2 separate regions of the Homo sapiens genome follow, and region 2 is linked to region 1. Evidence: read pairs that join two places in POLR2A ChIA-PET (ENCODE). Cell type or tissue: OCI-LY7. All regions are shown on one strand. Each heading gives the region's core, and the rest is flanking DNA. Links, peaks and the distances in the headings are about the cores only.

The links. Peaks named below come from ENCODE experiments on the same cell type or tissue, not always from the same donor. Only the 100,000 strongest peaks of a DNase experiment are listed, where the experiment ranks them.
Region 2: POLR2A ChIA-PET joins it to region 1 with 6 read pairs; 2 of 35 experiments call an interaction of 5 or more read pairs at or near these places.

The regions. Positions count from the first base shown.
Region 1 is chr7:142,307,001-142,323,700 of GRCh38, reverse strand. It overlaps TRB, TRBV3-1, TRBV4-1 and TRBV5-1. Among named protein-coding and RNA genes, the nearest start is that of PRSS58, 57 kb to the right of the region's middle. In OCI-LY7, for the core only: no CTCF peak of the experiment used is centred there; a DNase peak (open chromatin) is centred at 9,950; H3K27ac peaks cover 1,051 bases.
Region 2 is chr7:141,841,450-141,858,149 of GRCh38, reverse strand. PRSS37 (serine protease 37) reads left to right here and starts at 16,665. Exons shown (of 5, transcript NM_001008270.3): 1 at 16,665-16,700. In OCI-LY7, for the core only: no CTCF peak of the experiment used is centred there; no DNase peak of the experiment used is centred there.

The DNA of each region.
Region 1 (16,700 bases), core at 8,143-12,142:
TGTCTATTGCTTTCCCGGAAGGGTTGATTTAGGGTGGAACTTCAAACTCACCCTTGACCAGTGGAGACAAAAGGACACATCTTGATTGCACAAGAAATTGCTGTTACATTATTGCAATGAGCATCCTAAGATGGAAGAAAGGAGCCAGAATTATACAGGCCACAGGATGAAAGTGTGACAATATCAAGCCAATCTGGGCTGAAAATACTACATTGCAGAGCTCCCTTTGATTAGTCAGACTCATATCTTTTCACACATTGCATTTAGTTTAATTATTCACAAATTTTAGCTAGCACATTTTATAAAAAGGATTTTTTGATTTTACAAATTTATTTCTGAATGTATAAAATCTTGAAATAAACTATCTTATCAGCTATAACTTAGGCAGATTCCGTTAGGTCTGCTATTTTCTATCCTTACCTAGAAGTGCCTAGGAGCTCTGCCAGTGATCCAGCACCTCATAAAATGCCACCAGGGGAGAAACTTCTATGTGAGTGAGTATCCACAAGAAAACACACACACACATTCACACTCACAAACACATAATATCTTTTCATTGTCAAGGATGATAAGATTCCATTACTGAGCAAAGCTAGTTTTTTTTTTCAATGTTGTAGGTTGATTTTGGTTGATTTCATCAAGGATGATTAAGAAGCACCTTTGACTATATTCCACCCTCACCAAATCTCTAAAAATGTGGCTGTGGAAAGTGTGGTTATGGTGAGGAAGTTTTTTACAGGATTATGAGTCTTTATAAATATTACTGTACCATAATTTTCTTTCTTTAGTGATTCTTCAGTCAGCCTAAATAACATAATTTTCTTCACTCCAAAAGAACATTTGCAAATTCCAGCATTAGATACCCTTTGGGAACTTGACAGCACTGGTCATCAATCCTGACTGTGAAGACACAATTGCTAGGAATATTACAGAAGTTACATGAAATACTAAGACTATTCATAATCATTCTCCATGATATTTCATGTAGAGTCCCTTGTAAAGAGAAGACAGTAATTAATCACACTCCAGGATTCTGTATGAGAGGGCAATAACTTATTAGTTTTGCAAACATCAAAGAGTATCAATTGTATGCTTGGCTTTAAAATAAAGGAAAGAGAGTGATACAGTACAGTCCCAGGGAATGTCACAGTAAGAAGTGAAGAGGAAGGCAGGTGTGAGCCTGTCCTTGACAGATGATCAGTATGTGGCCCCGTCTTAGGAGAACAAAGGTCCTCCCAGGCCATGGAAACTGTAAGGACAAACGCAGAGGATGTAGAGACTGCTGAGTTTTAGAAAATGTTCAAAGAGCATTTGGTCATAGAAGGTAATTGGATTTGGGAGGTGAGTGTCAGAAAGGAATCCCAGGGTTGCAGAATTTATTTGGGGGGAAACTGGAAAGTATTTGCCCCTTTAGGAAGAAGGGTGACTTTACCTTCCTCTGTGTTTTGGGAAGTACCTGACTGTGGCCTGAGGAGTCAAGATCAGGGCTGGAAGAAGGAAGACAGCAGAAGCAACTCCAGGGCTCTCACAATGGCCAAGCGGCAATTTGGTGATGCCTCCGACTGGGACCGGCTACCAGGTGATTCCGGTGGCTATAAGACCTTTCCTTATTTTTTTCTAGGTGTTGAAAACTTTCGGGTGGGGGAAAGAGAGTTCATGGTGCACAGAACACCACTTTTCATCACCTTCTGCTCTATCTCTGTTTTCAATCATCTTTCGTTTTCTCTCTCCTTGACTTTCCCAAAACCTCAATTTCTTCTCCCCAAGTTGTATAAAGCAAACCCTGTGATTCTCCCTTCTACACTACACTGTTATCAACAATCTTGACCACAAAATTAAATCTCTTGTCCTGAGAAAGAGTGCGCCAGCTGTTAAATTACACACATTTCCTCTACTCCTGTAGTTCACAGTGTCGGCAAAGAAGGTAATGCTGCAGTCAACCTACGGAAGCAGCACCATCCTCTGAGCAGGCTCTCTTGGCCTTGTTTTCCCCAGCCAAGTTGCAGAAAGCCCCAGGCTGTGGATCCTAGCATTCTAAATTGCCTTTCTTTCTCCCTGCAGTCCCCAGGTTCTCACAGATATGTCAGGGCTGAGGTTGCTCCACATTGGGCCAGGGAGGTTTGTGCACAGAATGTGGTTGGCTTTGTAGGGCTGTGCCAAGCTGCTGGCGCAAAGATAAAGGGCCGAGTCCCCCAGCTCCAAGGTGCTCACATTCATCTCAGAGCGAGAGTTAGAGAACTGGCGCCCTGAGAATCGACCAGGGAAGTTTCCTTTGTTTCTCTGTGTCTCACTGAAGTATTCAAAGAGGAACTGAAGGCCCTGTCCTGGGGTCTGTTGGTACCAGGATACACTCCTATGCCCAGAGATAGGGGAGCAGCTCAGTGTCACTTGCTGTCCTCTCGTTTTGATCAGATATCTTGGAGTTTGAGTGACTCCAGCCTTTACTGGGCCTGTGGGAAAAGCAGATGGAGAATGAGCACCGGAGACAGCCTGGTGGTGCCTCCCCATGGTAAAGTGGAAGACACAGGGGTGAGGACAGGCTCAGAATGGGGCGCTATCCTGTCTGCAGGGACTCACCTGCTCCCAGGAGACAAAGCAGCACCCAACAGAGCAGCCTGGAGCCCATGGCACAAAGGGGCAGGCAGCACTGTGTCTGTGCTCAGGGCTTGGTCCTCCTGGGAAAGAGCTAAATTCTCAGCCTTGCTTTTCCTGGTGGGAGGGGCATACTGTGATGTCACTGTCCTATGTCCTCCCCTTGCAGGCCTCCTGAGGTCCACTGCTCTCTGTTCTGCACAGCAGAATCCACTGGGCCTGTGAGGGAGGGAGACAGAGGCTAGGGCAAGAACACAGGAGGGAGCCTGAGGGTGCCTTGGATGAGGCGTGCTTCAGAGACATCCCACCTGTGCCAAGGATTCACTTGTTCCCAAGAGACAAAGGTCTTCCCATCAGAGGTACCTGGAGCCCATGGCCAGGTGGGACAGAGCTGGTCAGGTGTCACCCTGTGAGGGATACTGGTCCTCTGAGAGCTGGGGTTTTGGGCATTGCATCTCTGATCAGATGTTAGGCTGTGATATCACTTCTCTGATGTCATCTCTGCGGGTTCCCATGCATCCTGCCTTCCTTGTTAGGCCCCTGGCTTACCCGATCCAGGACCTCTGCTTTGTGCTGTTAATACTCTCACATACCATGTGGGGCTGGACTGAGGTTAGGCTGCATGTCCCCCCCACAGTTCCTTTGCTTTTCCTTCCAGGCAGTTGTTCCTCTATCTGTCCCTGCCCTGGACATGCAGGTTGTCCCATCCCAGCATGGGACATCCCATCTTCATTCTCCCTCTTCGGCTCACAGAGGCTTCCTAACCCAGGCATAGCTGAAGTGCATGGCTCCCTGATGAGAGGCACACCTGCAGTTTTATGTATCCGTCATCACATTTTTTAGTGAGCACAAACATCAAGCAAGGCTGCTCCTTAACCCTCCCTGTCCCAGGCTCCTGGCTCTGTGCATGCCCCAGAGACATTTGGAGCTCAGTGGTTCCACAGCACCCCCATGTGGCCCACTGCGCAGTAACCAAGATTTTGCCATTGTTAGTGGACTGAATATTGATGTCCCTCCAAAATACAACCCCCAGGGAGACAATATTTGACAATAGGGTCTTTATAGAGAAAATTATGTTTACATGAGTTTATAAAAGTGGAGCCCTGATCCAGTATGATTAATGCCCTCTGAGATGAGACACTTGATGGCTAGCTTGTTCTCTCTCCACCATGTGAGGATTCAACTGGAAGAGGGTGCTCTGCAAGCCAAGAGGAGGGCCCTCACCAGAGCCCCACATGCTGGCATCCCCATTTCATGCTCTGGAGTTGTGAAAAAAAAAGATTTGTATTTAACCCATGCAGTCTGTGCTATTTGCTGTGGCTGTCTGAGCTGATGGATACAGCCTTTCTAACATGGTGCAAGAGACATGGGACATATTTAAATTAGGAACAATTTCACCATCTTGACTATTATACTGTTTCTCTAGGGGAACTAAAAGAAACCCCCACATTTTAAAATTTATGTTCTTCAAGATCACTTTTTGCACTGTAAAAGGGAAAAAAGTGATAGAAAAGAAATGTTGCCTTTGAGAAAATGCTGATGAAGGAGATGATGCAAACCTGGCCTAGCTCAGGTAGGTGTGCTGCAGGAAGAACTGTGCCAGAATCACATCAAGTCATCCCGTCTCCCTTGCGGCAGGCAGACTCTCAGGGATTTGTGGATGATTTATTATTAAAGTTCTTTTTTCTGTGATGACTCCAGCCAGCTTGCTCCAAGAAGACCTTTCAGACCACTCTGTGCTACATGCCAACTAATCAGCTTATCCAAAAATAAACAAAACAGTACCCACTGTTCCCATGCTGCTGGGGAATTTGTTTCTTTCCCATCTATACTCTCTCTTTTAGAAATCCTCTTTTTGCCTGAGTTCACTGACAATATCCTCTTGCCCATTTTCCCATATATGAGTAAAGATATGTGCAGAAAATGATTAAATTTCTAAGTTTCTATTTGTGGTTCTATACTTAGTAAGCTAAGAAGGAGAGGCCAGACTGGGTTTAAAAAAGAAACATGAGACTAGGGAAAACAGAATCTGAGAAAGATTCCATTACAGAACCGCTATCCTTCACTTGCTACTTCTGATTTAGTGTATTTCCAATCCAAATTTCTTTAAATATCTACATTTGACATATCTGTTATCAAATTTTAAGAATAGTTACATATATACAGTAAATCTAGATATTGTCATTATGAAATTTCTTGATTTTTAAGTCCAAAGGCAAATGACCCCATGAGAAAGCAATGAGAAGAGATTCCAATCCAGCTGCATGTGACATTAGCGGTCACTAGCCAATGTGCCAGTGAGATATGATCAATGACCAGTACCTCTTCCAAGATGCCATCCAGAGAACAAAAATACCCTACTGAGGGAGTATTCATGGATATAAACCAGTTAAAATTCTCTCAAGATCAGATGGTGGATCAGATGGTGGTGTTCTATAACTTAATACCTTTTATGGATTTTCTGCATACCTCACTCTCCAAATAGAAGAATCAGCTTCTTTCATAATAGAAGCTGATTATCTGATGTGGTTTCTGATCCTAGGGAAGGTAAAGCTACTACACAAAATCATAAAAATATAAACTATCAATAGAAGTCACGTTAAGAAAAACTATGTATTTTTTACTTTTAAAGGAATACCTAAAATAAAATTGCTAGAATACTGGTCAATTCTTTACTAGAAAAAGAAACAAACAGATATTTAGATTGCTTCTGAGATGCCTCATATCCCATGATGAATAGCCATTATATTTCAAAGAAGAGGAGGCTTAGATAATATTATAAAGAAGTGCAAAAGACCAGTGCACTCCATCTGACTCCCCCTAAAATTGCAGACTTGTAGCATCTCCTGGCTCCTTCCTCAGGGGAGCCTGATGAGACAAGAAATAACTAAGAAACCAGAAACAAACTGAAAATCATGAGAATCTTCTGGGAAGACTGAAGCTATTCTGAGCCAGAGAATGAAGAGATGAGTGGTAAGTCCAAGACTGCAGTGAGAAAACAAACCGTGGACATTGGTTAAGCTCTGCCCTGTCTGACTTCCTCCTTGCGTGGAGACAGTCTGATCTCCATTTAAATTTCAGAAATCAATAGGAGGAGCTAAGCACGGTGGCTCATACCTGTATTCTCAGAACTTTGGGAGGTAAAGGCGGGAGGATCACCAGAGCTCAAGAGTTTGAGAGAAACCTGGCAACATAGCAAGACCTCATCTCTACCAAAAATGTAAACAAAAAAGTTAGCCAGTGGTGGTGGTGTGTGCCTGTAGTCACAGCTACTTGGGAGGCTGAGGTGGGAGGATTGCTTGAATCTCAGAGGTTGAGGCTGCAGTGAGCCATGATTGCATCACTGTACTCCAGCTTGGGTGACAGAGTGAGACCCTGTTTCCAAAAAAGAGAAGGTTCCCAGCTACTCAGGAGGCTGAGGCAGGAGAATGGTGTGAACCCGGGAGGCGAAGCTTGCAGTGAGTCGAGATCGCACCACTGCACTCCAGCCTGGGCAACAGAGCAAGACTCTGTCTCAAAAAAAAAAAAAAAAAAAAAAAAAAAGAGAGAGAAGGTTCTGCTACCTCAATTCTTACACAGATAGAAACTTTAGAGGAAAAAATAACCAATGTAACCCCAGAAAATATAACTTGATTAGCAGCAGCTGACCAGTTACCTGGGTTATCATTAAGTGAGGTCAAATAAGCAAAAGAGAAACATAAACATGTCAGATGTTAATCAAATAAACTACAATTAAAGTTAAAATATAAATGGAAATGACAATAAGAAAGAGAGAAGTCTGAGAAGCATGGTCACTGCAGGTCTCAGCAAAAGCTTCCCAGAGAAAAATAGGGAGCTAAGTAGAGAGCATGGCTACCTTGTACCAAGCAAAGGGGCTAAATGATTACCTGGCCCACAGTTGTGCTAATGATTTGAGAAAGTGTGTGGAGTAATTACAGATGACAGAATCTAAGTTGAAAGCACAATATTAGGAAGCTGCATCTTCCATTGGAATGTGCGCTGGGTTTTCCCGCTTACTTCATTTACAGGATTTCAGCCCAAATGAATCCATTTTCACCTCCATGGCCTTGCTCATGTAGTCCCTCTGTAACCACAATCGGGCATTATCATAGAACCCCACTTCTGCCTCTGGCTGAAATCAAGTGTTCCTGACTTGGTGAAGATGTTGCTCACTTTGCCCACCTTCTAAGGCAGGAGGAAACCCTTTCTTCACAGAAACTCCAAAGCCATTAAGCACGGACTTCTTTCTAGAGGTGATTAAATTTCTCTTTATGAGAACTTTTGTTTGTTCCTTCCAGCCTCAGAATTCTGTGAGAGCACCATCATATGAAGGGACATGTAGACAGCACTAGCCCTGTGCAATATACACATAAAACAAGATTTACTGGGGAAAACTCACAAGCAAGAAGCAGAAACACTGACTCAATTATCCACCCCTTCCTTCGTCCATGCAGAGATGTGCTTGGATAGGCATAGCTCCATGCATTGTGGAAAGTCTGCCAAAAGAAGGATCCATCACCATTCTACCATATGTACTATGGAGAGAGTGGGAGGTGCACATTTAAGGTCTACTCATGGTAGAATACATAGCAGGGGTAGCTTCTGGGCTGGCAAATTGTTTCGTGTGATTGGAGATTAGAGGTGTACCCAAGCCAGTGTTGCGAGGGCTAGCTAGAAGCCTTTGCACTCTCTCAATCTGACTGAATTAATTGCCTGCCAAATACTGATAAGGGTGAAGGTAGAGAGACAAAATTAAAGGAGACAGAAGGGTACTCTCATTTCATAGGGGTTGTGCCCAGGTACTACCAAGAAAGTGGAAAGGAAAATTTTCAGACTGAGGAAAAAGTTTCACAATACATATATCAGACTAGAATATTGTATCCAGATTATATAAAGGATTCTATATAATATAAAAATCCTTTATATTTTATAAAGGATTCCTATAAATCAATATAAAAGATATATAATTTAACCTTTAAAACTGGGCAAAAGCATTAATAGGTATATGAAAAAGACATATCTGCAAATGGTAATAAAAACATTAAAATGTCCTCAACATCATTAATCCTTAGAGAAATGCAAATTAGAACTCCAATGAAAGATTAATATTATGCCAATAAATTCAAAAGCAGACAAAATAAACAAATTCCCCAAAAAACACAATTACCCACTCAAAAAGTGGATAACTTGAATGTCCATAGGGATATTAAAAAATACATGTAGAAGTGGTTTTAAAAATTGAACTCATAATAATTAAAAGCATTTCCAGAAAGAAAACTCCAGGCCCAGCTTACTTTATTGATGAAATTGAGCAAGTTTATCAATTTACAAATTGTGAAGAATAAATAGTACTAATATTAACATAGAAGCAAAAATCCTTAACAAAAATAAAGTAAATTTAACTCACAATGTATAAAAAGGTTAATATCTAATCAGTAGATGAGATTTGCCCCAGGAATGCATAATTGGTTTTATATTTAAAAAGCAATTAATGTAAGTCACCTTATTTAAAAATTATTTAATTCGATGCAAAAATTTTTAACAAAATACTGGCAAGCTGTATCCAGCAGCACATCAGAAAGTTTATCTACTGCAATCAAGTAGGCTTCATTCCTGGGATGCAAGGTTGGTTCAACATACACAAATCAACAAATGTGATTCACCACATAGACAGAACTAAAAACAAACCCAGATGATCATCTCAATAAACACAGAAAAGGCTTTTTGACAATCCTATTAAAATCTCTGTAAACCTCTAGCCAGCTTTATGACCCAGGAATGTCTTTCCCAAGACTCTAGGAACCATCTTTTTGAGATACAATCGTCAAGGAAGATAGAGGCCCTGTCTCCCAGTTTTTGTGGGAGAGTAGGAGCCTAATTTAGGATCCTAACTTTACTTAGGCAAAAGCCTAATTTTGACAACTAACTTAAGAGGCTGCTCCCCGCAAGTTGCGAAGCTACCTCATTTCATAAAACTGTGAGAAGAATATCTTCTCTTTTGATACAGCACAGATGACCATATATCTTGGGATAGGGAATCTTTTGTCTCTATAATAAATGAATGAATGAATTAGTGAATGAAAACAGATAAACAGAACAGCCAGGACCCACTCTCCTCTCTAAAAGCTAATGTAGAGCTGCGCTCTGGAGGCATCAGGCTCTGAGCCTGATGATTGAACACATTGGGAATAAAGAGACCAAAGGGGGAAAAATAATCCTTCAAGTGTCAGTCTGGAGAGGCAATCCAGGGAGGCGCTGAGATCTGAAACCAACAAGGAGGCTTCCAGCCAAGAGAAGGAGAGTGGATGAGTCAGGAAACTTCTAGACCATGATCCATGGACTCTGCAGCAAGGGGAGCAGACAGAGGCAAGTTTGCTGCCTGCAGGGTTCAGAGAAGGTGTCTGTGTATATGTGGAGCTTTGATCAGGGCTAGAATTCACAGTCTAGCTTTCAGTGTACAAATGAGAAATTAGAGAATAGACAAGCTGGAATATAGAGTAATAGAACTGGTGAAAATAGATACATATTTCTCAAACATATTTCCCAAAGGGTGAGTCTACTACTGTCCTCTCTAGCTGGCTTCTGCACTGGGACCCTTGCCTGGAAGTTCCTTCTCTGATTTCCCAGTGCTCAGTGTTGCTTGACTCTGCATGACAACAACCTATGATGAAAGGGAACCCTTGGCCCCAAAGAAGAGTCATGGAAACCACTGGACATGAAGTGTCAGGAGAACACAGCTCCTCACAGGACAGTGTCTGACCCAGTGCAGGGTGTGCCTCTGTGGTGACACAGGTGATTGTTTAGAGGGTTCTTATAAAATTTTAAGCTACACAATCCTTACAGCATGCTTGCTTTATTTCAGGAATTTTTTTTTTTTTTTGAGACAGAATCTCACTCTGTCGCCCAGGTTGGAGTGCAATGTCACGGTCTCGGCTCACCGCAACCTCCACCTCCCGAGTTCAAGTGATTCTCCTGCCTCCTGAGTAGCTGGGATTACAGGCATATGCCACCACACCCAGCTGATTTTTGTATTTTTAGTAGAGACGGGGTTTCACCATGTTGGCCAGGCTGGTCTCAAACTCCTGACCTCATGATCCGCTCGTCTTGGCCTCCCAAAGTGCTGGGATTACAAGCATGAGCCGCCATGCCCGGCCTATTACATGATTAAAAAAATTTTTTTTTTTAAACTAGATCTGAATATGTTTCTCTTTTTTCAAATCAGTTGACGGGGCAGTCACACTCAGGCGAAAGGAAACCCACACTCTAAATATGTCATAGGATGTAAAGTTGCCACATGGATGAATTAGCAGGTGCTATGATGTTCTGAAGCTTCTTCGGGGCTCTTGGAGGAAATGTTCACCCGAGCCCTCCGTGGCCCCCACGGCTTCCTGGCAGGCCCCGAAGGTTTCTGCACAGGAAAGCGGTGACTCTGCAAGGCTGTGTCTTGGCTGCTGGCGCAGAGATACAGGGCTGAGTCTTCTGGCTGCAGGGCGTGTAGGTGAAGGTTTAAGAGAGAGCTGTTGGGGCATTCAGGTGAGAAGCGACTTGGCACACTTTCATTTATAGAGAGTTTCTCATAGCTGTAGACAAACATGAGCTCCGGTGGCTTCTTAGCTTTCTGCTTGTACCAATACATAGCCCTGTGCCCCATATGTTGTTCACATTTCAAAGACTTCTTATTTGTCATTCCCATGACCAGGTGTTTTGGTGTCTGGGTAACTTCAGTGTCTATGGGAACTGTAGGAGGAAAGGGACAAAATTCAGGCAGAGCCCAGGAAGAGGGTTGTTCCTGCAGCCACAAGGAAAAGGGTTGGAGTCCAAGGACAGACAATTTCAACCTAACTCACCTGCTCCCAGGAGACAGAGAACCGCACAGCAGAGCAGCCTGCAGCCCATGCTAGCCTCGGGTCTGAGATGGGGCCTCTGACTGGGGTCCTTTGGGCGAGGTGCTGGGCTCTGGTCTCCTTGGCCCTGCTTGGTGGTTTTTCTTGTGATGTCACTGCTCCTGATAGTTTCCCCAGACCCAGGGGATGTTTCTTCCTGACTGCTTTACATCCTTTCTAAGTTCTGATAGAAGGTAGATTTGAATTTGCTGGGCTAGGATGAATCGGCTGGGGAGAAAGGGCAGAGCCGGCTTTTTACCCCCCAAGGATATTCCTCTGGCAGGGGCTCCTTTGCTCTCAGCTGCTTCCTAATTATGTGGATCCTCCCTCTATCTTTGTCTCCCTGTCTTTCAGGATCCCTCTCAACAACAGACCACTCCCATTCAAGAAATCTCCTTCTGTCCTGCGGGATCACATAAAACAGTGCCATTCAAAACGTCCCTTCCCTCAATGTCTAAGTGTGGTGGAGCCCTTTCTGCCCGGCTCTGTGGAGGGAGGGTGACTGCATGAACACGGATGCAGTGTGCACCAGCTCCCATCATTCAAGGGCATGACTGTGTTGCCAACCAGCCACCAGGCACTGGGGAGGGAGCTGAGGGAGCACAAAAGGGATGAGCCACCCTCTGTCCCTGAAGTGGAGGGCATGGGGCTTGGCTGGGCTTAGAGCTAACATACACAGGATGCTGAAAAAGAACAACACAAGGTGTGTGGAGCAAAGGAAAGGGAAATCAGCTTGAAGCTGATGTTAGTGTGCTTGAGCTGAGTACAGCCATGCTCTCAGTTGAGGTACGGTTGGCTCCCCATGGGCAAGATCCCTCCTGGCCCATCTCTCCTCTTATTCTCTATCCCTTCCCCAGGTCCCTGCCTTAGAGGTTTCACCAGAGCACAGCTCCTGCCTGTGGCCAAAACAGTATTTGGCCACTCACCGACCCAGTGTCAGCATCCAGATGGGTTCCACATCTCACAACCCTGAGCAGCAGAGAAGGGTTTGAAAGGCCAGGGGAGAATGAAGACGAAGGAGGTGTTGGCAACAACACAGAGAGTCAGCAGCCAGAACGCCAGGTATCCACACACATAAGACATTCTAAATTTTTACTCAACAGAAATTGTCTATGTCTGTGTCTGGGCACCATGGCAACACCTTATCTCTACAAAAATTAGCGGAATGTAGTGGTGCCTGTGTGTAGTCCCAGCTATTCAAGAGGCTGAAGTGGGAGGATTGCTTGAGCCATGGAAGTCAAGGCTGTAGTGAGCCATGATTGTGTCACTGCACTCCAGACAGAGCAAGACCCTGCTCCCACCACACCCCTCAAAAGAAAAAAAAAAAAGGAAAAGAAATGAAATGAAATGAAATAAAGAAAAGAAAAAAGAACAGAAAATTGTCTATGCCTGGATCTCTAGTAATGTGCAGAACAGACAGTATCCCAGCCCTCTTGAGTTCTTGGGCCAGTCTGACTTGTTCAACAAATACTCCTTGAGCAACAGCTAGGAGCAAGCAGAAAATCACCAACATTTTCACCCCCAGAATTCTATTTGTGTAAGGCAATTCAACATATTCAGAAAACAACTAGAGAATAAAAATATATCTTACATAAAGTTTGAGAAATGTAATCAGTATGTCATTGTTCAATCACTTCATATATGTGATGCCATATTTCCTCATATATTAAATCAGGAGAACTGAAATGAGATGATCTCTAAAGCCCTGCCATTTCTAAGATGTTAGAAACCACATTAGTTCATCAGTTCTGTGGAGAACTTTCCAACTAGGAACCAGCTGGATGACTTCCTATGGGTCTTCTGTACTTCACTGCATAAGCTATTTATGCTTTGTGACCAGTTAAGAATTGGAATATCATCAATTTTCTTAAAAGGTACTTTTATGCCAATATTGGCTTTTCATTCTAGAGCATTTGGAGATACAAATGAACACAAATAAACACAAAAATGAGATGATTCATACTTTCAAAGTGATTTTTACCATCTATTTATTGTTGTATTACATCAGTGTTACCTTTTCATGATGATAATTATAATTGTAGGCATGAGATTAGGGTCGTAAATCTATGTTATATGTAAATCTACATGGGGCTGAGGGAAGATACTTATCCATGATTTAAGTCAAGGATTTATAATTTAGATTTGTTTTAACCTGGGGATGTTCTCAGTCAGGAGGAAAATTGTAGCATTCTTCTAATGCAAAAATTTCATCAGATTTTCAATGTGGCCCATAAAACAAACAAACAAAAAATGTAAAGCATGTAGATTAGAATTTAATGGGGTTGAGTATTCTCCCCCTCAACAGGTTACATATAGGATCGATCTCTATCCTGCTACAGTTGGAGATATTCTATTCACTAGACAAAAACCTAAAATTAGCCTTATTTTAAACACTAGTATTATTACCATTAAAATTGTTTCCATTGGTATCTACTTCAGCAAGAAAACACTTTGGCCCTTCTACAAAGTAGAACAAATTTGAACGAATAAAATTTTATTGCATTGTTTGGCTCTCAATAAGTAAACCAAATTGCAAAGACAATTTAAAAAAAGCAATAGAATTTAAACTGAAAACTTGAATAATGGTGAAAGCGAAAGGTTTAATTGTCCTGAGGACAACAGCTAACATAAGCATTTCCCACAACAAGGGGTGGTGACCAGCGAGTTCAAGTGGTCTGAATTAGGGATGGATCTAAGAAGGAAAATGATCTCAGGACCATGTGAATTGCAAGAAGAGTGAAGAGTGGAATGGTAAATATGAAGAAAAGCCAAGTAAACATATTTATATAAAATAGAAGTAGTATATGTGATTGAAGATAAGAGGACATAACTGACTCCAAGACAGCTGGGATTTAGGACACAGAGTACTACCAAGGAGCCCTGAGAACCTGTGTAAGAAAATCTTTTTTCATTTTTTATTTTTCTTTCTGGGCCAGGTCCTAAGTTGTGTATGCAGAGGGTGGCACTCCCGAAGGCCCAGCAGAGAACAAACTCTGGAAGGCTGTAGACACGGGCAGGGATTTCAGAGGATACCCAGGGCAGGAAGGCAATGGCATTCAGACCCAGTGAGAGTGGAGAGTCGTGGTGGGTGACTGTGATTCCCACTAAGACCCTGGAAAGGCCATGCACTAGCAATGATGACCACATGCTGGGGCTCCCTAAGAGGGAGGGCAAGGCTGAAATAGACCCTAGCAAGTCCTACATTCAACCCTCCCAGAATAAAACCCAATACATTTCCAAGAAATAACATAATGCAGAGCCTCAAGCCTATATTGTCCACAATGCTTCACATCAACCCTTTCTAATCTTTCATGTAGGATATTTAGAAGTCTCCTAATCATTCATGCCACCCAAAAATCTATCTCCTTTCTGATCCATACTACTACCAGTGTTCCTCTACCAAAATATCAGTTTCATCATGTTGTTTCACTTGGAGTAGGACCAATGGCTCACCACTGCCTAGAGATTTGTGTCCAAAGTCCTTTCAGGTCTCCCAATATCCCCAGTCATCTGGCTATTGCCTGCTCTTGAGGACAGTTCAAGATGATATTCATCAGAATTGGGAGAGACACTTGCTGGTCACCCTTCTTGAAGAGAAGGAGCCCACAACGCACAAGGCTACCTCCACCGGCATCTCCTCAACACTTTCCAGTTTACCTATTGCCATGGAATTTCATGCCTCTCCAAATATTTTTCTGTTGAATAAAGTACTCACTGATCATCAGAATTGTCTCTTGATCTTGGAAATATTTCCTTCCCCCTCCTTTATGCTTGTGCTCATCAACCATTTTCAGCAATCGTGTTTTTTTCATAATGTTATATAAAATACGTACCAATATGTGCCACACAGAAAGAAAAGAAAGAGCTTCCCCCATCAGTTAAGATCATCAGTGCATAGGACAGGCTCTTTTTTGTTTGTGGAGCCCTAATACTTTAGTGGCTTTGTTGTGAAGCCCTGCTCTAGCTGATAAACAATTCTGTGAGACTTTTGTGTGCATAAGATGGAGGACTTCTCCACTGGGTGCACTAGCTGGCTGTACTACAGACTGAAACTCCATCAGAGGCCATCAGGGAATGGAGACTGGAGCCCTGGGTGCAGGTGCACACGCTGCCCTGCAGCTTCCTGGCTGAGCCGGGAGGTTTGTGCACAGGGATGCAGTGACTTTGCAGGGCTGTGTCTTGGCTGCTGGCACAGAAATACACAGCAGAGTCACCAAGCTCCAGGGAATTGATGTGAAGATTTAAGTGAGCTTTGTCTGGAGATTTAGGTGAGAAGCGATTTGGAACTGTTTCATTTATAATGAGCTCCTTATTATTGTAGCTAAACATTATCTTCAGAAATTTCTTAGAGTCCTGTTTATACCAATACATAGTATCATGGCCCAGATTTTGTTCACATTTAATGGACTTGTCGTTTCCCATCTGTGTGACCAGGTATTTTGGAGTCTGGGAAACAGCTGTGTCCAAGGGACCTGCAAAGGAAAGAAGCAGAATTCAGGCAAATCCTAGGAGACGGCCTGCTGTTGTTGTCATGGTGAAAAGGCTTAGGGACTCCAATAGGATCATGTCACCTGGGCCCGGGACTCACCTGCTTGGAGGAGGCAGAAGACCACACAGCAGAGGAGCCTGCAGCCCATGGCAGAGTGAGGCAGACCAGGCAAGGCCCAGGGCAGGATTCTGGTCTGCAGTGGTGAGAGGACTAGGCTGTGGTTTCCACTGCCGCTGAGAGGTGCTGCGCCAGTGAGGTCACAGCCTGTAATCATTCCCCCATTCCCAGGGTCTCCTCTAGCATGGCTCCTCCCTTTCATGCCCTGCACTTGCTCCTTTAAAGGAGTTTTTGGAATTTCTGGGAATAATTGAGAGGGTGGAATTGTGACCTCCAGGATGTGTCTCTGACAGTCATTCCTGGGCCAGCAGCCCCCTCCCTCCCTGCTCCTTCCCGGGGATCTGACCACCTCCTCCCTTCCTCTCCTTTTCAGGCCCTTCTCTCAGAGTCAGCTGGTTTCCTCTCTGGATCCTTTGCGTCCCTTCACAATAGCGCAGGACATTAATTTGCTCTCTTGAATCTTTGCTCACTTGAAGGTCTCATTAATGATCAGTGGTCCCCTTGATTCAGGAGAGATTGGCCTGAGATTTCACCTGAATACCAGCCATAGCCACCTACTCCACATGACTGTGATGCTACTGCAGAGCAAACCCTGCTGAGGCGTTATTATTGGGAGTGAACTGCAGCCCTGCTCCCTGTGATGTTCTTATCTGTCCAAGGGGCAGATTTATGAGGAAACAGGAGGCTGCTGGAAAATATGCAGACACCATGTGCTGGGAAAGAATGGCGATGAAGGTCAACAACGCGGCAGTCAGAGAAAACAAAAGTAGTTGACGGTATTGCCCCTTGAGTTGTCTGCAGAGAATTCTCCTTCTTGGTACAAAGTTTACAACCGAAGCTTATTGCGGGGTTTCTCAATTTCAGCACTACTGCCATGTTGGATCAGGTGATTGTTTGTTGTGGGGAGCTGTCCTGTGTAGGGAGGATGCTTGGCGGCATCCTTGGGCCCTACCCACCTGATGGCAATGTGACGACAGAAAATGCCTTCGCGTTTTGTGAATTATCTAATGTTGAGGACCACAGTCCCCTTTATTCTTGCCCATGGTACTCCTCTCCTCTGCCAGCCATCAACCACCCAACCTCGGGGGTGTGGCAGGGCTGCAGCTCCTCCTGCTCTGGTCAGCAAGGTCCAGCACTCAGACCTCAGTGCCTCAGTCAATGGCCCCAGGGCAGGAACCTCCAGGAGGAAAAGCAGAGACCAGCACTGCCAGAAAGGTATCACACACACACACACACACACACACACACACACTTTGGTAGTGTTGTCATCTACTGGTGAATCCCCTGCAAAGACAGACCTTGATGGTTCATTTGTGATTTACTAAACACAGAACTTGAACTAAACAAAAGAAAAATGACCACCATCCTTCTTGGAACTTCAAGCATGCTTTATTTGTTTATAGTCACTGAATGGCTACTTAGTGCAAAGCATGAGTAAACAATATTCTCACTCTCATGATGCTTATAATCCAATAGGAGCAAAAACACATTCACACATTACTTGTAGACTAAGAATATGAAATACATATTACATGGAGGCCAGCAAAATAGTTACTATTTACATTTAAATACTTTTTTTAAAGCATCCCATTTCCTGATCTATGAAACAATGGGCAGAA
Region 2 (16,700 bases), core at 12,701-16,700, 470 kb after region 1:
CCAAATTTGTTGAAAACATGAATCTACACATCAACGAAGCTCAATAAACTCAAACTGGAGAAACTTACAGAGATCCACACAAAGGCACATTATAATCAGTCAAAAATCAGAGAGAGAAACTTGAAAGCCGCAAAAGAGAAGCACCTTGTCACATACATGGGATTCTCATAAGATCAACTGTCAATTTTTTATCAGAAATTATGTAGGCTAAATATAGTAAGGTAGTATATTTAATGCTTAAAGGAAAACAAATTGTCAACTAAGAATTCTGTATTTAGCAGCTGGGCACGGTGGCTCACACCTGTAATCCCAGCACTTTGGGAGGCCGAGGCGGGCAGATCATGAGGTCAGGAGATTGAGACCATCTTGGCTAACAAGGTGAAACCCTGTCTCTACTAAAAATACAAAAATTAGCTGGGCATGGCGGCGGGCACCTGTAGTCCCAGCTAGTCTAGTCGGGAGGCTGAGGCAGGAGAATGGCGTGAACCCAGGAGGCGGAGCTTGCAGTGAGCCAAGATTGTGCCACTGCACTCCAGCCTGGGCAACAGAACAAGACTCCATCTCAAAAAAAAAAAAAAAGAATTCTGTATTTGGCTAAACCATCCTTCAAAAAACAGGAAGAAATTAAGACATTCTCAGAAAAACGAAAGCTAAGGGAGTTTGGTACCAGTATCTGCCCTACATGAAATACTAAAAGGAGTCCTTCAGGTTGAAGAGGAAGAAACCTAGACAGAAACTTAAAGTTAATGAGTATATAAAGATCTCAACTAAAGATAACTACATGGACAAATATAAAAATGTCTTATTGTATTTTTGGTTGTTGTAACTCCATGTTTTATTTTATACAAAATTTATAAGACAAATGAATTAAAATAATTATAAATCTATTTTCTTGGTTATGCAATAGATAAAGATGTACTCTGTGACAACAACATGAAAGAGGGGATTGGAGCTGTATAGACTGGAGTTTGTGTATGATATTCCAGCTAAATGGGTATCAATTCAAACCATAGTGTTATAAATTTAGGATGTAAAACATAATCTCCTAGGTAAACACAAAGAAAAAACTTTTATTTATTCATTTATTTTTAGAGATGGGGCCTTATTCTCTCACCAAGTCTGGAGCATAGTGTTGTGATCATAGCTCACTGCAACCTCAAACTCCTGAACTCAAGGGATTTTCCTGCCTCCACCTCCCAAGTAGCTGAGACTACAGGCATAAGCCACTATACCCAGTTACATTTTTAAATTTTTTTGTAGATACAAAGTCTCGCCATCTTGTCCAGACTGATCTCAGACTCCTGGGCTCAGGTGATCCTCCTACCTCAGCCTCCTAAAAAGTGTTGGGATTATGAGTGAGGTACCATGCCCAGCCAGAAAATAATTTTTTTAAATACACAAAAAGAAATAAGAAGGGAAGCAAATGTTTTGCTACAAAAAAATAAAGTCAGCTTAACACAAAAGAGGGCAGTGATGGAGAAAATGAGGAGAAAAGATATTAGACAAACAAAACGCAAATGGCAAAATGGCAGAAGTACTTTCTTATCAGTAATTATTTTAACTGCAAATTGATTAAGCTCTCCAATCAAAAGACAGAAATTGGCAGAATAATTATTTTAAATTGTCCAACTATGTGCTGTTTACAAGAGACTCACTTTCAATCCCAAGATACAAAGAGGTTGGAAGTGAACTTTTTTAAAAAAGAGAGAGATTTCATGCAAATAGTAACTAAAATAAACCTGGAGTTGCTATACTAATATCAGAAAAAACAGACTTCAAGTTGGTTTCTTTTTCTCCAAGTAGATGGATTGGAGGCAGAGTTAACATGCCTCTCTCACTTAGAAAGACAAAGTAGCGTGTAGGTATTCACACTGCGAACTTTTTTCCAAGAAGCAATGCAGGAACTCAACAGGAAAACTGAAATCCACAGTGTCTTTGAAAGAAGCAGCAGGCTGCATTCTACACCATGAGCCACGCAAAAAACTGTAAGTCCTTGGAGTGTGACAGAAGGAAAGACTACCTCCAGGATTTACATTCTCTGGGGAATCTGGCAATTCAGCTTACAAGAGAAGCCCTTAACTCTGCCCAGTGCTGGAATTCACTTAGAAAGTGGTGAGGAATATAAAGAATGGCAGCAGAGGAGTCTTGCAAGTATTCACAGTCTCCAGCACAGATTGAGAGAAGCCATTCCTTATTCTGCCTCACAGGGGCCAATTAACTCAGGCACTGGTTGCAGGTTGAAAGAAGTTCTCAACTGAATTTCATGGTATAACCTCAAGTGAGGAAGAACTCTCTTGGCCAGAATTAGGGGGGTGAGTGGGAAGGATGCTACAGCCACAGGAGCAGGAGCTAGGTGCCCAGGCTGTGTGGGCAGACTGGGAGGAGTGTGGACTGAAAGCCACGGTTCCTGCCTCTGTGTGGGGAAGGCATACGGCCTGGGACAGTTTTGAGTTTTGAGAATAGAAGCCTTGAACTTAGCTCACTGCTCTACCAGAAAACTGCAGGTGTGAGTTCTGCCTTGCCAAGTGCAAGGGAGCTGAGGGAGGTTTACTGCTGCCTGTTACTCCCCACTCCCTGCATGCAGTCTTCTGCGCAACACAGGCAGTTACACTCCTCTCTGGAATATTGCCCCAGTGATCAGAGAACCACCTCTCTGACTCCCATAAGGGCTGCTACTTGCTACACACACAGAGAGTCAGAGCATGTACTTGCTTTACCCAGTCACCACTTGGCTTTGCCCCTCTACCTGTCCTAGAAGCTTAACACAAAGGAGAAACTTTTGGCCGCATCCATCACCTGAGAAACCAGAATATTTCCCTGGGTTACATAAGGCAAGCACAAATCCCAGTGCTACTACCACAGCTGGTGATCTTTTGCAAATGCCATCTCCTGGCTGAAGGCCAACCAACAGAGTTTATTACAGCATCTACAGGTAGAATAACAGTGCCCAGGAAGGAGAAAACTTGTGCATGACCTCAACTATCACCATTGCTTGTACCACCCTGGCCTGGCCAGGAGTTCATGAGTCTGTCCACATGACCTTTTCATTACTACTACAACTGGCATTTGAGAAAGCCAACATACTAAGGCCACCTATAACCAAGAAATCTCAGAGTCTCTGCTACTCCCCTGCCACCCCCATCAAAGCTGGTACTAGTAACCACTGGTAGGAGACTTGAGGACAGATCACATCTCTGGATCCCTTGCAGACATTCCCCAGCACCAGCCTGGAGTATGGCAACCACACTGGGCAGCTAGACCCAGAGGAACAACAGCATTCACAGTAGTCTAATTCTCAAGGAGCCCTACTCCTATGGGAAGTGGGAGTGCACCATATCAAGGGAAAACCCCATGGGACAAAAACAGTCAAATGACAGGCCTCAAGTCCCAGATCTTTCAATAATGGGACGTTTATTTCAGCAAAAGCATAGTCAGAGTGCTGGGTTCAGCAGGGAAAGTCTGCAGCCATGCCACAGCAGTCAGGCAGCCTTGGTGCTTGTGAAGGATCTTGGAGAAGGGACTTCTTTTCCCTCTCATCCACCACTGCAGAAACAGCTGGAGTTTTTCCCATGGGAGCTCAGTGTGGATGCACCTATAGAACCTCTCTGGAACATTTCAGGGTGACTGCATCCCCACAGAAGGAGCACCTTCCAGGTATAGGTCTGAACAAGATGCAGAGTCACAATTCCTCTATACTTGGAACATCAACATTCCTACAGATGAAAAGAGATGCTTCTCTGTTCTGAATAGCTAGAACACTGGGTCAGGAGTGTATCTAGGAGGTGAATAGCTTTCCTGCTGGCCTTCTAGGGGAAATTAGGTGGCTCTAGTCCTTCCTTCTCATAAGACTTCAGTGCATTTTACTCAGAGTTCTGCCAGCCACCTCCATCAAGGCCAGGACCTCTGCCCACCATTGGGTAGTACATTTACCCATCTGCTTTGGACAAAGCTGTTTTTACCTGTGGGAAATCATATGATTGGCTTTATGTCCCCATCCAAATCTCACCTTGAATTGGAATAATCCCCATAGGTCAAGAGTGGGACTTGATGGAGGTAATTGGATCATGGGGGAAGTCCCACCCATGATGTTCTTGTGATAATGAGTGAATCTCATGAGATCTGGTGGTTTTATATGTGTCTGGCATTTCCCCTGCTTGCACTCATTCTCTCTCCTGCCACCCTGAGAAGAGGTGCCTTCTGCCATGATTGTAAGTTTTCTGAGACCTCCCCAGCCAGCCATGCAGAACTGTGAATCAATTAAACCTCTTTTTTAAATAAATTACCCAGTCTCAGGTATTTCTTCATAACAGCATGAGAATGGACTAATAGAGTAAATTGGTACTTGGAGTGGGACATTGCTATGTGGAAGCAACTTTGGAACTGGGTAATGGGCAGAAGTTGAAAGAGTTTAATCACCAAGACAGTGGGGAAAATGTCTCCAGGGCATGTCAGAGACCTTCATGCAGCCCCTCCCATCACAGGCTTGGAGGCCTAGGGGGGAAAAATGGTTCTGTGGGCTGGGCCTAGGGACCCCCTCCTCTATGCAGCCTCAGGATATGGTGCCCCACGTCCCATCTGCTTCAGCTCCACTCATGGCTAAAAGAGGCCAATGTACAGCTCCAGCTGTTGCTTCAGAGGGTGCAAGCCCCAAGCCTTGGCAGTTTTCATGTGGTGTTGGGCCTGTGGGTGCACAGAAGTCAAGAATTGAGGTTTGGGAACATCTGCCTAGATTTCAGAGGATGTATGGAAATGCCTGGATGTCCAGGCAGAAGTTTGCTGTAGGGGTGAAGCTCTCATGAAGAACCTCCGCTAGGGCAATGCAGAAGGAAAATGTGCGGTCAGAGCCCCCACTCAGAGTCCACACTAAAGAACTGCCTAGTGGAGCCTGGGAGAAGAGGGCCACTGCCCTCCAGACTCCAGAATGGTAGATCCACTGACAGCTTGCACCGTGCACCTGGAAAAGCTGCAGACATTCAATGCCAGCCCATGAAAGCAGCTGGGATGGGGATTGTGCCCTGCAAAGCCACAGAGCCAAACTGCCCAAGGCCTTGGGAGCCTATCTCTTGCATCAGCATGCCCTTGACCTGAGACATGGAGTCAAAGGAGATCATTTTGGAACTTTAAGGTTCAATGACTGCCCTATTGGAATTCTGACTTGCATGGTGCCTGTAGTCTCTTTATTTTAGCCAATTTCTCCCATTTGGAACTGGTTTATTTACCCAATGCCTGTACTCCTATTGGATCGAGGAAGTAACTAACTTGTTTTTTATTTTACAGGCTCAAAGGTGGAAGGGACTTGCCTTGTCTCAGATCAGACTTTGGACTCGGACTTTTGGGTTAATGCTGGAATGAGCTAAGACTTTGGGGGACAGTTGGAAAGACATGATTGTGTTTTGAAATGTGAGGACATGAGATTTGGGAGAGGCCTGGGGCTGAATATTATGGTTTGGTTCTCTGTCCCCACCCAAATCTCACCTTGAATGTAATAATCCCCATGTGTCAAGGGCAGGACCACGTGGAGGTAATTGGATCACTGGGGTGGTTTCTCACATATTGTTCTCATGATAATGAGGATTCTCATGAGATCTGATGGTTTTATAAGCATCTGGCATTTCTCTTGCTTGCACTCATTCTCTCTCCTGCTGCCCTGAGAAGAGGTGCCTTCTAAGTTTCCTGAGACCTCCCCAGTCACGCAGAACTGTGAGTCAATTAAACCTCTTTTCTTTATAAGTTACATAGTCTTGGGTATTTCTTCATAGTGGAAAATGGACTAATACAGGATACCTCCCCTACTGACCTAAAAGCCTAAACTATTCAAACCAGTAAATAAAATACGGGGGAAAAAAATAAATAAATAAAGTCCACACCATAGGGGAATGAGAAAAGCTTCAAGAGACTTCTGCCATTCCAACCCTATAAAAAAACAGTGAATTTGCTCACACACTGAGTACATTGCTACCACAACCAGCACCTGAAAAAGCCATCAAAGAGACTCTATAACCAAGGAAGTAATAGTCTTCAACTCTGAAAGCACCAAGAGCCAAGTTAGACTATAATAAATTATAAACATTAAAATCACTGCCTTAAGGGGGAAAAGGAAATTTTAAAAAACATAGTCAAATCAAAAGTAAATTCAAGAATAATTAGAAGAAATAGACTACCCAAATGAGAAGGAATCATAAAAATAATATTGGTAGTATGACAAAACCGGGTTCTATAACACCCCCAAAAGATCACAATACCTCTATACCCAATGGAGCCAAACAAAGATGAAATCTTTGCAAGGTCCTATCTCCAGAATCATATTTTTAAAGTTCTATTCATTTTAGGTTTTACATGTAAGTCTTCAATCCATCTTGAGTTGATTTTTGTATATGGTGAAGGGAAGGGGTCCAGTTTGAATTTGAATCTTCTGCATATTGCTAGCCAGTTATTCTAGCACCATTTATTGAACAGGGAGTCCTTTCCCATTGCTTTTGTCACCTTTGTCAAAGATCAGATGGTTGTAGATGTGCCACTTTATTTCTGGGTTTTGTGACCTGTTCCATTGATCTATGTGCCTGTTTTTGTACCAGTACTATGTCATTTTGGTTACTGTAGCCTTGTAGTACACTTTGAAGTTGAGTAATGTAATGCCTCCAGCTTTCTTCTTTTTGCTTAGGATTGCTTGGGCTATTTGGGCTCTTTTTTGGTTCTATTTTGATTTTAGAATAGTTTTTTTTTTTCTTATTCTGTTAAAAAAATGTTGGTAGTTCGATGGAAATATCATTGACTCTCTAAATTGCTTTGGTCAATATCATTAAAATCGTTAGCCATTTTAATGATATTGATTCTTCCAATCCATAAGCATGGAATGTTTTACCATCCCTTTGTGTCATCTGATTTCCTTAGCAGTATTTTGTAATTCTAGTTGTAGAGATCTTTCACCTCCCTGGTTAGCTGTATTCCTAGGTATTTTATTTATTTTGTGGCTACTATGAATGACATCTCATTACTGATTTGGTTTTCAGCTTGGACATTGTTGGTGTACAGAAATGCTATTGATTTTGTATCCTGAAACTTTGCTGAAGTTGTTTATCAGATCTGTAGAAGTAAGTTTAGAATATCTTTCTTATCTCTTAAGGTCATAAAGGATATTTTCACCTGAGCCAATACACAATAAGCACAAACAAAGATGAATAATTTGTGTTAAATTAAATTATATTAAAGTTAAGTGCTCTCATTCATCAAAATACACCACAAAGGGAAGATTAAGCCACAAGCTTGAAGAAGATATTTAAATATATATAACTGACAAAAGAGTAATATCTTGAGCATCTGTAGAAGTCCAAAAAAGCAATATTTTAGAAATTCAATATACGAAATGTTCAAAAGACATGCAAAAGTGTTTTCTAAAGGAACCACTGGTAAAAGGAGGAGGAGGTGGTGAAATGATGCTAATCATCATTATTAACAAAAGTAATAAAATTAAGAGCATAACAAAATATTTGACAATCTGGAAAAAAAATTAAAAGTTTGACAATATCCAATATTGGAAGAACTCAGATTACTGGAGGATTTTTAAGTGAACATTTGCATTGTCTACAGCCCAACAATTTCACTCCTAATTATATACTCTGGAGGTATACACCCGGAGATATACTTGCAGATATACACCAATGCACACACAAACACATACACACACACAGCAGATATATACACAAGAATACTTTCCAGGGTACATGGTACAAATATATTTACAGCAATACTCTTCGAAACAGCACAAAACTATAAATAACTCAAATATCTGCCAAGAAAATAATGAACAAATTGCGTGATATTCACATTGAAATATTAGACAGCTGTGCCAGGCGCCATGGCTCATGCCTGTAATCCAGCACTTTGGGAGGCCGAGGCGGGCGGATCATGAGGTCAGGAGATGGAGACCATCCTGGTTAACACGGTGAAACCCCGTCTCTACTAAAAATACAAAAAATTAGCCGGGCCTGCTGGCGGGCGCCTGTAGTCCCAGCTACTCGGGAGGCTGAGGCAGGAGAATGGCATGAACCCGGGAGGCGGAGCTTGCAGTGAGCCAAGATCGCACCACTGCACTCCAGCCCGGGCGACAGTGAGACTCCGTCTCAAAAAAAAAAAATAAATAAATAAAAAGAAATATTAGATAGCAGTGAAAATAAAATATAGTCATGATACTTTAGATGGATCTTTAAAACATTAAGAACAGGTTTGGGGAGTTATTTTTACATATAGTTATGTACCACACAAGGACATTCGGGTCAACAACAGACTGCATGTATGAGAGTGGCCCCATAAGATTACAATATTATATTTTACTGTACCTTTTCTGTGTTTAGATATGTTTAAACACACAAATATCACTGTGCTACAATCGTCTACAATATGCAGTACAGTAACATGCTGTACAGGTTTGTAGCCTGGGAGCAATAGGCTATACCATACAGCCTACGTGTGTAGTAGGCTATACCATCTAGGTCTATGTAAGTCCATTCTATGATGCCTGCATAATAATAAAATCACCTGACAACACATTTCTCAGAACATATTCCTATTTTTAAGTGACACATGACTGTCTGTGTAATATACTATATTTATTTTCGCTTGGCTAAAAGTGGAATATTTCTTAGGCAAGTTTTATCTTAATAGCTGAGCTCCCCTTCACCTGCATACCGCTAAGATTTCCTGATGAACACAGGTTTTGTAGAATTTCCAAAAAGAGTGCTGAGTCCCAACCTTGGAACCTTGGAGCAAAGTGGATTGGTCCTGTAACTTATGGTAAGAAGCAGTATGCAGCCATTATCACCCCCTGAAGAGCAAGAAGAGTTCCCACACAGGGCTGGGAACTGAAATTCAGGCATAATAAGTAGAGAAGATAATTTAGCCCTTCCACGTCCTCACTAACAAATGAAATACCTGGAACTTGAAAGAAAAGACAATCAATACATCCCAACGATTCTATTATGACTATGATCAAATTATGGGACAAGAATTTTAGAGCAGCAACTATAAAAATATTTTAATAAGAACACTCTTGAAACAGAGTTTTTAAAAGTGTAAAATCTCACTGAAGAAATAGAACTGTAAAAAAGAAATAAAAATTATAGAACTAAAAAATTCAAAGACTAAAATAAAAAGCTCTTTGGATGACAAGTGGTATGTTGAGAGGTGAGAACATGGAATTGTAAAATGCTCAAAATCAGAGAACACAGAAAAAAAGACAAAAATAAACACAGAACAAGCACAACAGAAAAGTTACAAGTATCATAGGTATTTAGACAAAACTGCAGAGCAGAATTAATTTGAAAGACTGGAGGCATATGAGGAGTTTAATTTTGACAAATTTCAAGGGTCTAGAGGAGAGACAAAAAAATTGTTTCCAGGAGAGAGTTGTATGCGTAGGCCCAAAGATATCAATTTGAAAATTAGAGATAGGTTGTAGTCCCAGTGCCAATCTCCTCCAGAAAATCTGTTGACTTTAGATATCTTTTCTTAGATAGCAACCCCTTCACCCTCCCAAACCAGGCTACAGACTCTTTTCCTGGTTCATAATATGTCTGAAAAGTCTAGGAAAAACAAGCTCAGAGTAAAGTATATCTCTTTCTCAACTTCTTACCTGTTTTAACTAGTCCCTCCCCGCAACACACACACACACACACACACACACACACGTACACACAGAACTTTCTACAACTCCACCCCATCTTAGAATCTCAAGAACATTTCATAAACCAGCACTACTCCCCAGCACACCTCTACGTTGGTTGTGAGTTTCAGGAGAGTGTATGCCATGTACGTTTTTCATTCTACATTTTAGGGAATTTGTGGGAGTGACTGCACAGTGTTAAGAGCTCCATGCTGGAGGACATGGTTGGAAGAAATCATTTAAAAAACAAAACAAAACGAAACCTTCCCCTAAACTGGGCTGGAACCGAGAGATCAAAACATGACTCAGACAAGTCCAGTTTGGTGAATAGATGAGTTTATTAGGACTCACATAAGAGGCACTCCTGGACGCCAGAGGACAGCTTTGGAGATCTGCCCTGCTTTCAATCTCTAAGCTGCTTTTAAGTTAATTTTTTGGCTCTTTGCCTACTGTGTGTGTGTGATGGGGCTGTTTTCCTTGGTAGGTTCTCAGATATTCTCTGGGATATTTGGGTTCTCAGGGACACCTGCCCCTCAGCTGGGCACTATGGTCTTGGCTCACTGTCCAACCTTTATGGTTCAAGCAGTGGACATACATCCTTTAAGTAACATGGTGGAGGACCTGTCACATTAAAATCCACCCTGTCCACAAACTCATACATTCTTGCTGCCAATCTTGCATGAGAGTCCCTGAGCTGGGCACGACGGGAAGAACTATACATACTAATAATGTATAGCCATGGCTTGTGCATACAGGCCACATCCACAGTGTACACAAGAGCATAAAAAGCAGAAGCTAACTACAATTATAACACCTTTTGGCAAAACATAACTCCAATGAGTAGGTAAGATGTGTGACCAATCTGAAAATAGGTCAAAGAAACCTGAATGACTTATGTCATAGATCTGAGTTGACAAATGATTTAAAGTATCTGTAACATTATTCTCTTTATCAGGGATATAGGGACAACAGAGCCTATAAGGGAACATGTAGTTGGATCACCATCAAGTTGGCAATTGGGCTTCCAAGTGAAGGCAATCTCCAGTGAACCCGAGTCGCATTATTAGTGCTGCTGAACCAGTCACTCCAATTCTGTAGGGATAAAGGCAGACTATTCCAAGACATATCATTATCATTTGTTAGGGAAAGGTATTCATAAACGCAACAATCAGACTGGTTGCTGATTGTTGCTGTAGTCGCAGCCCAGTCCAGAAAGACATTACCAGCTGCTGTGGGTAGCAGTAACAACAGCCTGTGGACATAGACACAGATGTTTAGTAGGAACTTTCATGGGTACATCCACTCCTTATAACATTATTAGCGCTGTATATTCTCTCATTGGTCTTATCAGGGAGGCCACTATGGGTCTCAGGTCTGTCTTACAGCACCACACATAGCTTCTCTCCCTAGGAGTGGGTAAGCATCCAATTGCTAAGCTTCTGGCCTTGCCCACACTATCTGCATGGTGCCTGCTCCAGAGGTATTGGTGCTGCCATGTGTTGACATTGTAAGGCTCTCGGACCTCCATCAAGGAGCACAGCTGGGATGACCTCCCCTCCAACTGTCTTCATGGCATTCTCCAGTGCCATAAAACCAGTCCAGCATAGGGGCACTTTCCAGCTCAACTTCAGGTCCACATAGCTATCACCTCTTAGCAGATCCACTGGTGTTCTCAGGAGCACAGCCTGTCCATCTTTTCAGGAGCATTTCTCAGAGTCTCAGAGGCATCCCTCAGAGTTTGTGGGACCTGTTTCACAGGCCTTGCCAACCATTCATAGGAAATGATACCATGGTGGTCGTTGGTGACTCACTTAAAGTTTGTATAGCTTCAGGGAGATTCTTAGCCCAGGACCTTAGAGAACCACCCTGAGACAATGCACGTAACTGGGTTTTTAATGAACATCCTTTTTTTCTATAAGGCCTGTCCCTGTTGGGTTATATGGTAAGGGAAACCTCCAGTGTATACTTTGTTTTGATGCCCAGTATTGGATATCATGGCCCATGAAATAGGGGCCTTGATCACTATTTATCCTTCTTGGCATGCCATACATGACGCTAATATCAGTGAGACACTTGGCAGTCTCCAGTTGAGTGGTACTTTTTACTAGGAAGACCTGTGGCAGCCTTGTTGTTGTGCCCACACAAGTTAAGGCATATTTTTCCCTCCACTTTGAGGCAAGGGTCCAATATAATCAACTTGCCATTCTCACACAGATTGCATGGCTCGATGTATGTGAACTGATGTGGAGGGAATTTTTCTAGGTCACAGCCATGAACAGATTTCACAGTTCTGAACAGCTGCCAGAACATCTGCATTTGGAAAGGGATGCCTGCTGCCTTTGCTATGACCCACCCTATAGCCACCCACTGGTGGCCACTCTTATGAGGTATCCACATGGCATCCTCCTCCAATGGGCTAGGGTAAATTGCCTGAACATGAGTAAGGTGTCTGCCTCATGATTTCTGGGAGGTGACTTGGGGCTGTGTGCATCTACCTGATACACCATCAGATGCACATCGTTCTCTTGTAACCTGAGGTGAACATCCTGCCACATGGACATTCCCCAAATGGGCCTGCCCAAAACCTGTTGATTTTCTGCAGTCCATTGATTGATCCACATGGTAAGGCCTCTGTATGTAGCCTAACTCTGTCCAAGTGACTAGTGACCAGGGCTTGTGGGTGATGAGTATCCAAACTGCCCATAGCTTGACCCACTGAATGTTTTGTCCTAATCCCTATTCTATCCATAAGGTATCAAGGTTCATTTGCGCTACAACTGTTGACCATTGGTGCTGGCTGCCTTTGTTAAACCCACCAGTGTAGCAGGTCCTAGCAGTTACGGGCAGGGTCCCCTTATATACAGTGATTGGCGTAGTAGGTGGCCCCACTGTCATGTCAAACCCCTCCAGTTGTTCAAAGTGGATGGGTCTGAGCACCTCCTGTAGTGCTTGACTTAAAAGACTAGTGGATGAGACACCCCTCTGTTGCAGATAGGTGTGCCATTTTTGTAGGGTGTGTGACTGTGCTACCCCAGAGATGGTGTTGGCTACAAGGCCTTCCATTCATCCTTTTATGGTGTAGGCAGTTTTTAGTGTGATAGTCTGCTTCCTGGTGATGGCCTCCACTTCATGCAATGCCCTATACATGGCCAACAGCTGTTGCTCGAGGACTATACAGTAGGTCCTGCACTCTTTCATAATTGAGACCAAAATCCTACAGGTACCATTCACATTGGTTGCTTTTATCACAAACCCCAAATCATCCCCATGGCATCTTTAGTGAATTCTAACACAAAAGGGTGCTGTGGCAGTGGGGACCCTATTGCTTGCACTTGTTTCACCAATATTTTTGTCTTGTCAGATGCCTCTTGCTCCATGTATGTCCAGTCCCATTGTTTATTTTTCTTTATGAGGGTGTATAATGGGCAGAGGGTTTGTGCCAGATGAGGAATCAATATTCTCCAGTAGCCCAGTAAACCTAAGAACACCTGGTGTTAGTTTACCATCTAGGGAACAGGCTGCTGTGCTAGCTTATGTTTCACGTCTTACCCTACCAGGTAACTCTCAGGAACTTGACAGTTATGCCAGGCTCCTTTATCTTTTGGGGGCTGACTTCTCATCACCTGTCTTTTAGGGTATCCAAGACAGTTTGTAGAGCAGTCTCCAGATCTGTAAGAGACTCTGAGGTTAGCATGATATCATTAATATAGTGAAACAGGGAGATTGAGGCAGGCAAACAGGGCCTAGACAGGTTCCATGCAACCATGCTGTGACAGATGGTGGAGCTGTGCAGGTACCCTTGTGTTAGCACCTGGAAAGTCCATTGTTGGCCCTCCTAAGTGAAGACAAACTGACCTTGTGAATCTTCTGCTAAAGGGATACTGGAAAAGCCATTAGACAAGTCAGTCACAGGATGGACATTTCCCAGCTTGAGGACCACTTGTTCTAGTAGTTCAGCAGCTGCATATACAGGGAGCAACACTTTGTTTAGCTCATGGTAGCCTGCCAACATTTTGCAGGTGCCATCTGGTGTCTTCACAGGCTACCCAGGGCTGTTACAGGGGCTCTGGGCCAGCCTATTTGTACCTTATGGAATGCCTAAATTGTTCTGATGATTTCAGAGTGTGCCCCTGGCAGGCAGTATTGTTTTACATTCACTGCCTGCCTGTGCTGGGACAAGTGATTACTTTCTGAATTTAGTCCTTGCTCTTATCCAGCCCACTGAGATCCACCAATGCTTCCCCCATATCATAGATTCCATTTTCCACTAAATGGCAAAAGAACTGCAACCAATGTCTCATATCATAACCCTTTCTAAACTGGAAATGACCCAGACATTCAATGAGTAGCTAAAATAATTTTAAGATTTTAAACTACACAAAAAGTTTTACCTATGTTTATCTCATTTACATTTACTGAATTTATTCATTTTTAGTGGTTTATCTGGATTACTCATGAGAACGAAAGCTCATTAGACTTATTAGACAAAGCTAATAATCATTACGAGTTATTTCCCTGTTAACCATTTTAATGGCTTATAAATATCAGATGTTCGTCTAATCAAGAAACTTAAAGACATAAGCATTTTTACCAATAACTCAGAAAATTCAGCTGTTTTAATTAAACTGACAATATCAAATTAATCTTGCTTATCAAAAAAATCACACAAAGATCATTCTGTTTTGGGTGGATTTATAGTCTTAGAACCTTCATGTCAGAAACCTGACACCTTAAACTATCTAGGAGGGGCAAATATACAACTTATCTAATCAAGAAACTCAGACAAAAATGTATGCTGACACTTTTGAAGACATTTCTACTTTTATTTTATCAAAAATTTTGAAGCCAGCTTATTCACCAAAGATTATTGAATTCACGTGAACCTGAAGAGCATCTGGACTTATTTAATTTATGAGTACGTATTTACTTATAAGCTATTCGGTACCATGCTAGATATAACACATAGCATAATACATGCACATACACATAACACATTTAAACATGTTTATACATATACATGCAAGATCCGATAGCTTTTACCAATAGCTTTTGGAATTCTAGCTTCACAAACTCATTACTATATAAAAGACAGCTGGATCCAGATTATTTTTGATAAAATTGGGACCTGTTCACATGGCTAAACTTTATTTGCCCCAATAGGTAACCCAAGGAAAGCAGTGGATCAATAATTTGGGTAAAGCAGTTTCTATGGCAGTTTGATTTTTAAAAACCTCCTTTATCCATTTTTTTTCAGTTCCAAATGAGTTTAATTCTTTACATTTTAGCTAGAACTGGCTGAACCATATGAGGAAAAAAAAAATCTCAAATTGACCTTGAATTAGTGAGTTTTATCTCAATACCAGTAACTTATTAACAGTAGATTCAAAGCAGGCAGAAAAGGAAAGAGAAATAGAGAGCTTTAGAAGACTCTACTTAACTCTATAGTTGTAGATTAAACATTTGAGCTCTGAATTTTTCTTGTTGTAATTTGCCCGTCAGTTTTAAAATGTACACAAGAAAGGGCCATAATATGTAACCAGCTGGAGGATTAGAAAACCATGCCTTTTAGCTTCTGCTGGAGTTTCTACCCTTTCTCCCTTTCCTGCTCTAATGATTTGTGATTAGCCAGCCTTATTGCAATAACACCACATTTACTATCATTATCATACTTTAATATCTTGGCTTCTTGGCAATAGGTATTCAGTCCTTGCCCATGTTTTCCAAGCATCCCTGTACTCATGCAGTGGCCCACAAAAGTTGTGCAGTTGGGCAACTCCACTCCACATGGACATTGCCGACTGCCCAGGGATTCCCCACCATAGACACTCATTCCTGGCTCGAAGTTTGGTCTCTCTGACCCCATTTGTGATGCCAATTGTAACAAGAAAAATCCAGAATCATATTTTTAAAAAAACCTTTCCCCCAAACTAGGAGGGAGCCAAGAGACCAAAGAATGACTCAGACAAGTCCAGCTTGGCCAGTGGATAAGTTTATTAGGACTTACATATGAGACACTCCTAGATAGCAGAGGACACCTTTAGAGACCTGCCCTGCTTTCCATCTCTAAGCTGCTTTTAAGCTAATTTTCTGGCTCTTTGCCTACTGTGTGTGCATGATGGGACTGTTTTCCTTGATAGGTTCTCAGGTATTCTCTGGGATGTTTGGGTACTCAAGGACACCTGCTCCTCAGCTGGACACCATGGCGTTGACTCACCACTTGGCCATCAAGGATACCTGCTTCTTGGCTGGGCACCGTGTCCTTGACTCACTACTTAGCCATTAAGGTTCAAGCAGTGGTCATACACCCTTAAGTATCCTGGTGGGGGACCTGCAACCCTACACCAGTGACAAGGCCTATTTCTCATTGTCCACGACATGTGACTTTGGGAAAACTACTTAGATTCTCTCTGCTTCAGTTCTGCCACCCACAGACCAGAAATAGATACCAGACCCAGCCCTATCTCTTCTTTCTAGGGTTGTTGTGACATTTGGAAAGAGATTATGGGTTTAAGAAACTTTAAAGGGTTAGAGTGATACAAAGTGTAGTGAATTTTACATCTCAGACTAACCTGATATAAAATCTCTACTGACAAGTCCGTAAAGATCTTAGCTCAGTGCCTAGGATTCAGTAAATGCTTAGAGGATATCAGCTATTAGTGTTACCGCTCATTTTCTTGTTAGACTATGCTCCCAATTATCCAAGGATGACTTTGGTAGTCTAATATTGGTCTAAGTCTTTAAGTATTAGAGGTACTGCCTTCTGAATTGTCACCAGGCCTAATGTCATCTAGACTGTAAACAATTCCCCAACTATCAAGATAACTGTTCTATGAATGCTTTTCATTTCCATATTTTCTTGGCTCAATGCTGTTGCTCAGGACAAAAAACACCAAGTTGGTGATGATGACTGAGTGATGAAACAGTGATCAGAGGGACATATGAAGCTAGTGTAACAAAGATGGGAGGGGCTGGGGAAAGTATAAGTAACTATTAGGAGGTTCAGAGCAAACCTCAGGACACTTACTCCCTGAGCTAAGGTAAA